Linked DNA regions of Homo sapiens: region 2 is linked to region 1. Evidence: read pairs that join two places in POLR2A ChIA-PET (ENCODE). Cell type or tissue: Panc1. All regions are shown on one strand. Region 1 overlaps SUFU (SUFU negative regulator of hedgehog signaling). Region 2 overlaps WBP1L (WW domain binding protein 1 like).

What was found. ChIA-PET counts read pairs that join two places held together with the same protein. Peaks named below come from ENCODE experiments on the same cell type or tissue, not always from the same donor. Only the 100,000 strongest peaks of a DNase experiment are listed, where the experiment ranks them.
Region 2: POLR2A ChIA-PET joins it to region 1 with 10 read pairs; 2 of 35 experiments call an interaction of 5 or more read pairs at or near these places.

What each region holds. Positions count from the first base shown.
Region 1 is chr10:102,587,272-102,591,271 of GRCh38, forward strand. The region is part of intron 3 of SUFU (SUFU negative regulator of hedgehog signaling); the gene reads left to right. Among named protein-coding and RNA genes, the nearest start is that of TRIM8-DT, 54 kb to the right of the region's middle. In Panc1, no CTCF peak of the experiment used is centred here; no DNase peak of the experiment used is centred here.
Region 2 is chr10:102,804,748-102,808,747 of GRCh38, forward strand. The region is part of intron 2 of WBP1L (WW domain binding protein 1 like); the gene reads left to right. Among named protein-coding and RNA genes, the nearest start is that of CYP17A1-AS1, 26 kb to the right of the region's middle. In Panc1, no CTCF peak of the experiment used is centred here; no DNase peak of the experiment used is centred here; H3K27ac peaks cover 767 bases.

The DNA.
Region 1 (4,000 bases):
GAACCGCCGTACTGTTTTGCACAGCGGCTGCTTCATTTTATATTCCACCAGCAATGCACACGGATTCCAAATTCTTTGCATCCTCACCAACACTTGTGCACTTATTTTCTGTTTTCTTTTTTTTATTAATAGTCACCCTAATGGGTATAAAGTGATATCTCAAAAGTGATTTTGCTTTGCATTTCTTTTTACTTTCTTGATGGTATTGTTTACAGCACAAACAGTTTGTTTTGTTTTGAGACGAAGTCTTGGTCTTGTCACCCAGGCTGGAGTGCAGTAGCGTGATCTCGGCTCACTGCAACCTCCTCCTCCCGGGTTCAAGCAATTCTCCTGCCATAGCCTCCCGAGTAGCTGGGATTACAGGTGCCCACCACTACGCCCGGCAAATTTTTTTGTATTTTTAGTGGAGACGGGGTTTCACCATGTTGGCCAGGCTGGTCTTGAACTCCTGACCTCAGGTGATCTGCCCACCTCAGCCTCCCAAAGTGCTGGGATTACAGGCATGAGCCACTGCGCCCAGCCAGCACAAAAGGTTTTAATTTTGATGAAGTCTAATTTACCTATCCTTTGTTACTTATGCTTTTGATATTGTATGGAAGAAACCTTTGCCTAATCCAAGGTCAAAAGATTTACTCCAATGTTTGCTTCTAAAAGTTTTATAGTTTTAGCTATTACAGTTAGGTCTGTGATCCATTTTGAATTGACTTTTGTTTGTGATATAAGAAAGAGCTCCAACTTTATCCTTTTGCGTGTGAGTATCCAGTTCTTTTAGCAGCATTTGCTGAAAAGACTATTTCCTTTATCGAATTGTTTTGGCCCCCTTGTTGAAAATTAATGCCCACAGGCTGGGCGCAGTGGCTCACGCCTGTAATCCCAGCACTTTGGGAGGCCGAGGCACGCGGATCACGAGGTCAGGAGATCGAGACCCTGGCTAACATGGTGAAACCCCATCTCTACTAAAAATACAAAAAATTAGCTGGGCGTGGTGGCGGGCACCTGTAGTTCCAGCTACTCGGGAGGCTGAGGCAGGAGAACGGCGTGAACCTGGGAGGTGGAGTTGGCAGTGAGCCGAGATCGTGCCACTACACTCCAGCCTGGGCGACAGAGCAAGACTCTGTCTCAAAAAAAAAAAAAAAAGAAAAGTAAATTAATGCCCACAAATGTGAGAGTTTATTTCAGGCCTCTCAATTCTATTACATTGATCAAATGTCTGTCCTTATGCCAGTGCCGCACTGACTTGGTGACTATATCTTTGTAGCAAGTTTTGAAATCAGGAAAATTAAGACCTTCAACTTTGCTCGTCTTCTTTAAGAATGTTTTGGCTATTCTGGGTGTCTTGCATTTCCACGTGAAGTTTTGAATCCGTTTGTGAATTACTGCAAACAGCATACCTGGCATTTTCATAGGGATTGCACTGAACCCGTAGATGGATTTGGGGATACTGCCATCTCAACAACACTAAGTCTTCCGATCCATGAATGTTGGATATTTTTCCGTTTATGTAGGTCTTCTCGAATTTCTTTCAATGATGTTTTGTAGTTTTCAGAGTATAAGTTTTCATTTCCTTTGTTAAATGAAGCATTGTATTATATTTGATGCTACTGTGAAAGAATTGTTTTTCTTACTTTCATTTTTTATTTTGTTTATTTATTTATTTATTTATTTTTTTGAGACACAGTCTCACTCTGTTGCCCAGGCTGGAATGCAGTGATGTGATCATAGCTCACTGCAACCTTCAACTTCTGGGCTCAAGCCATCCTCCTGCTCCAGCCTCCCAGATAGCTGCAGCTACAGGTGTGCACTACCATGCCTGGCTAATTTGTGTGTGTGTGTGTATGGAGATGGGTGTTCTTGCTCTGTTGCCTAGGCTGGTCTCTAACTGCCAGGCTCAAGCAATCCTCCTACCTCGGCCTCTGAAAGTGCTGGGATTAGAGGCATGAGCCACCATGCATGGCCTTAGTTTTGTTTTTGGATTGTTCCTTGCTAGTATATACAAATACAAATAACTTTTGCATATTGTTTTTGTACCCTACAACCTTGCTGAACTTGTTTAATAGTTCTAGTAATTTTTAGCACATTCCTTAAGGTTTTCTGTATACAATATCATGCTATCCATGAATAGAGGCAGTTTTACTTCTTCCTTTCCAATCTGGAAGTATTTTCTTTCTTTCTTTTTTTTTTTTTTTTTTTTTGAGACAGTGTCTTACTCTGTCACCCAGGCTGGAATGCAGTGGCATGATCTCGGCTCACTGCAACCTCTGCCTCCCAGATTCAAGCAATCCTCCTGTCTTGGCCTCCCGAGTAGCTGGGACTACAGGTGCACGCCACCACGCCTGGCTAATTTTTGTATTTTTAGTAGAGACAGGGTTTCACCATATTGGTCAGGCTGGTCTCAGACTCCTGACCTCAGGTGGTCCACCTGCCTCGACCTCCCAAAGTGCTGGGATTAGAGGCGTGAGCCACCACACCTGGCCTTTTATTTTGTACTTCTTTTTCTTGCCTAATTGTCCTGGCTTGCACTCTAATACAGTGTTGAATAGAAGTGGTGAGAGTAAGCACCTCTGTCGTGTTCCTGATCGTAGAAGGAATTAGTTCAGTCACTTACCATTAATCAAGTATGATGTTAGCTGTGGGGTTTTTTGTTAATGTCCTTTATCAAGATGAGGAAGTTCCATCTATTCCAAATCTGAGTTTTTTTTTTTATCATGAAAAGGATCTTGTCAAATGCTTTTTCTGTGTCTATTGACATGATCATGTAGTAATTTTTATAATCTGTATTACATTGATTTTCTTGTGTATAACTAACCTTGCATTTCTGGGATAGATTCTACTTGGTCATTGTGTATAACCACCTCCCCCCCGACTTTTTCTTTTTTTTTTTCTTTTTTCTTTTTTTTTTTTTTTTGAGACAGAGTACAGAGTCTCACACTGTCACCCAGGCTAGAGTGCAGTGGCGCAATCTCTGCTCACTGCAACCTCCACCTCCCAGGTTCAAGTGATTCTCCTGCCTCAGCCTCCCGAGTAGCTGGGATTACAGGCGCCTTCTACCACGCCCTGCTAATTTTTTGTATTTTTAGTAGAGACGGGGTTTCACTTTGTTGGCCAGGCTAGTCTTGAACTCCTGACCTCGTGATCCGCGTGCCTCGGCCTCCCAAAGTGCTGGGATTACAGGCATGAGCCACCACGCCAGGCCTGTATAACCCTTTTTATATGTTGCTGGGTTCTGTTTGCTGGTATTTTGTTGAGGATTTTTGTTTGTATATGCATAAAGTATATTGGTCTATAGTTGTTTTTTTTCTTGTCTTACCTTTGCTTTTCATATCATGGTAATACTGGTTTCATAGAATGAATTAGAAATTATTTCTTTTATTTTTTGGAAGAGTTTGCGAAAAGTTGATATTAATTCTTCTCTAAATCTTTGGCAGAATTTACCAGTGGAGTCATCTGGTGGACCTGGACTGTTTGTATTGTGTATGTTGTTGGTGGGGGTTAATTACTTATTCATTCCTTTTACCTGTTGCATTGTTTCTTGCTTGCAGAACATGCAGGTTGCTTGTAGAAACACACTTACGTAAAAGGAGAGAGATTCTGGGAAGAGTGGGCCTAGCAGGAATTTGGAAATTTAGGGGTTTCTAGTTGGCTCTACCTGAAGCTGTGCCTTCTCCTCTCCCCTGTATTATCACATCTCAGATGAAGCAGTCTTCCTTCTCCTGCCTGAATGAACACTATTGAGGTTAGGACCAATAACTGAAGCCGTATCTTGGATGGAAAAGGTGTGTCTGTGTGTGTATGTGTGTGTTCTGCCTTACCTTAAATATTGATAAAAAGTGAAGAAAGATACCTCAACTGTTGAGATTCCGAGATCGTGAATGACAGACCATAGTGAACTCTGGAACAGCCATTTAAAGAATGAGATAGCTCTCCATATGCTGAGAAGCAGTGATCTCTGCTGGGTGCTGTGGCTCATACTTGTAATCCCCGCACTTTGGGAGGCCGAGGA
Region 2 (4,000 bases), 220 kb after region 1:
AATGGAGGGTCTCATATTAGCAAGACACATTTTGGCCTCTAAGTGACATATATCACATCCAATCTCAATTCATTAGTTAGACTTAGTCCCAAAGCCTCACCCAGTCACAAGGGGGTCAGGAAGTTCAAGCCTACCCACATGCCTAGAAGGAGAAGAAGCAGAAATACTTGGCAAACATGAAAACCAATGCATGAGATTTTCTTTAAAACGGGGAAAACAAAACAAAACAAAACAAAACAAAAACAACCATGTTGGCCAGGTGTGGTGGCTCATACCTGTAATCCTAGCACTTTGGGAGCCAAGGTGGGAGGATTACTTGAAGCCAGGAGTTTGAGAGCAGCCTGGGCAACAAAGTGAGACCACCCCCCTATATCTACAAAAAATTTAAAAATTAGCCAGGTGTGGTGTGCACCTGTAGTCCTAGCTACTAGAGAGGCTAAAGTGGGCTCCTTGAGCCCAGGAGTTGGAGGCTGTAGTGAGTTCTGGTCTCTACTGTACTCCAGCCTGGGTGACAGAGTAATACCTGTCTCAAAAATTTATTTTAATTAAATTTTTTAAAAAATTGTAAAAGCTGTGAAATAGATCATATATATTGCAGTATAAAAGTTAGAAGTTGGTTTACCTTTAGGTAGAGAACTATTGAAAAAATGACTGGTGGCCAGGTAAAAAACTAGTAGAGTTAGATGCTGGCTATCTTTTTTTTTTTTAGAGATGGGATCTCGCTGTGTTACCCAGGCTGACCTCACAAGAAGCAATCCTCTCATCTCAGCCTCCCAAGTAGCTAGGATTTTAGTTGTGAGCCACTGCGCCAAGCAGATGCTGATTACCTAACGGGAGAATGTACTTTTAAAATTTTAAAGTTTGGCCATCTCTGGTATTTCACACCTGTAATCCCAGCACTTTGGGAGGCTGAGGCAGGGGGATTGCTTGAGACCAGAGTTTGTTTGAGACCAGCCTGGGCAACCTTGTGAGACCTCATCTCAACAACAACAACAACAAAATTAGTGGGGTGTGGTGGTGCATGCCCGTAGTCCCAGCTACTCAGGAGGCCAGAGCGGGAGGATCACCTGAGCCCAGGAGATCAAGGCTGCAGTGAGCTGCGTTCACACCACTGCACTCTACCCTGGGTGACAGTGAGACCTTGTCTCTTAAAAATAAGTTAAAAAAAATTGGCCTGGCACGGTGGCTCACACCTGTAATCCCAGCACTTTGGGAGGCTGAGGCGGGCGGATCACTTGAGCTCAGGATTTTGAGACCAGCCTGGCCAACATGGTGAAACCCTGTCTCTACTAAAAATACAAAAAAAAAAAAACCAATTAGATGGGTGTAGTGGCACGCACCTGTAGTTGCAGCTGCTGAGGAGGCTGAGGCACAAGAATCACGTGAGCCTGGGAGGCGGAGGTTGCAGTGAGCTGAGTTCCCTTGCCACTCCAGCCTAAGCGACAGAATGAGACCCTGTCTCAAAAAATAAATAAATAACAATAAAGTAAAAAAAAAAAAAGTTATAAAGTAACACAGAAGTATAATGGACTGTGAGATTACACTGAGAAAGTAAGAGAAGTATAGGTAATACAAAATGGTTGTCAGCCCAGAATAATTTAGACTTGACTCCGAAATACACATGCAGCCAGGTTCTTAAGCAGAGTGTCCACCCCAACAACCCTAGGAGATGTTATCAAACTGCATCTGTAGCCAGTTTCACCTCCATAACTCCTTTCCAGCCTCTCCACCCTTCTGCAAGGGTTCCTCTGCCAGTGTCTACTCTTAAGTCAGCCAGAATTCATAAAGAAAGAAACATAAGTTAAGCAAGTTTGACTAGTGAACCGGGAAAGACCAAAAAGGAGACTGCTAAGTTCACTTTATGGTCTCTGGTTAGGAATGGATTTTCCTGTCTGCTGATGGGTAACAGGGAAAAAAATCCTCTGTCTGTTCTCTTGCTGCAAGGCTGCAGCATGAAGCTTTGGTTGAACAGCGATACCCACTGAAAGCAATTAAGTGCCGTGGAATGGTACTGCCAGCCTGCCGGGGCTGGGGGGCATGTCACTGTCCTGCCCCACTTGGTGGAGGGCAGCTTTGTGAGGAGATTCAATGGGGGCATTCCAGGGGGACAGAGAAAGAGCTGTCGCCAGATGCCACACCCTAAATGCCAAGGGATCTTTTGGAAAATTGTGTATATACAAATAAGGGGGAAAAACATCAAGGATTTATTCATTTTTACAAGTCTGTTTTGTGGGGGAGGGAGGCATTTTTTTCTTTTTTTAAACAAGGTTAACTTGATTTAACTCATTCTGACAAGAGATACATGTGGAACTACTTTTAAAATTTTAAACACAAATTTATAATTACAAAGCAGATGATAAAAAATACACATAGCATTTGGAATGGAAAACAATGGAAGTTTTTCAAGAATAGAGAACAAACAATATTATCTATTCTCATTTAGTAACAACTCATCTTAAAATTATTCCTTTGATACATTTTTAGTTGAGAAAAAAATATTCTTTTTACTACAGAGAAGCACATGTCCATCTTAGAAAAATTAGGAAATAGAACAAAGGAGCAGGTACTGTCTGTCATCCAGAGTTACCCCATGGTTAGAGCTTCCTGACCATACCCCTCCTTTTTCTGTCCATATATACTTTTTTTTTTAAGACTGAATCTCACTCGGTTGCCAGGCTGGAGTGCAGTGGCGTGATCTCAGCTCACTGCAACCTCCCCTCCTGGGTTCAAGCGATTCTCAGCCTCCCAAGTAGCTGGGACTATAGGTGTGTGCCACCATGCCCAGCTAATTTTTGTATTTATTTTTAGTAGAGATGGGGTTTCACCATGTTGGCCAGGATGGTCTCGATCTCTTGATGTCGTGATCCGCCCACCTTGGCCTCCCAAAGTGCTGGGATTACAGGGTGTGAGCCCCTGCGCCCAGCCATACGTACTTTTTTTAAGCAAAAGTTAGGATCATATTTTATTTTGTCATCTGCTTTTTTTCATTTAATATCAGAAACTCTTTGTATGTCAAAAATAATATTATGTGAGTAATTTTTTAATGATTCATATTATTTCATTGTATAGCCATATTCCTAGAGGAATTTAAAAACCTACCCAGAAATTATTGATTAAAAAAAAAAAGCTAGCCAAAGTAAAATTAGTCATAGATATTTTTAAAATTTAATTTGTTTTGGCCGGGCGCGGTGGCTCACACCTGTAATCCTAGCACTTTGGGAGGCTGAGACGTGAGGATCTCTTGAGCCCAGGGTTCAAGACCAGCCTGGGCAACACAGGGAGAAAGCCAGGCATGGTGGCATATGCTTGTAGTCCCAGCTACTCAGAAGGTGGAGGTGGGAGGACAGCTTGCGCCCAGAAGGTTGAGGCTTCGGTTGAGCTGTGATCGCACCACTGTACTCCATCCTGGGTGACAGAGCAAGACCCTGTCTCAGAAAAAAAGAAAATTAATTTGTTTCTAGTTTTATATTTTGAAAGAAAATAATCAAAAGAAGAAAATTTAAATTTCTTATTCTGTCATTTAAAGATGTCATTATTTTTGTTTTCCTTTCAGTTCTTTCCCCCTCGTGCGTATATGTGTATGTGTGTTATGTGAAAAGCAAAATTCCTCATTAATTAAAAAAAAAATTTAAAAGCCTTTTGTGCCACACATTTAAAAATTGGAGAGGAGGTCTTATATTGGGGTTTGCTGAGATTCTCTGAGTATGATCCCAGAGACAGCACAGAGGGAAGTAAAGAGCTGTGGGGCTTGGCCTCTGTTCCGCCACCCTTCCCTGGAGCAGGGAGGAAGAAGCGGCTGCTAATGGCCCTGCATCTACTGCAAGGGCAGGCCAAAGGGAGGGAGAGTTGATTGTGGCAGTGGGAGATGGAATTGTACCCGATTAGGATTATGTCGAGAGCAGAGGAAATCATTTACACTCTCTAGGGAGGAGATGGACCTGAGGCAATTAGAATTTTTCCACCTCTAACTTTAGTGATTCTTGTATTACAGAGGCATACA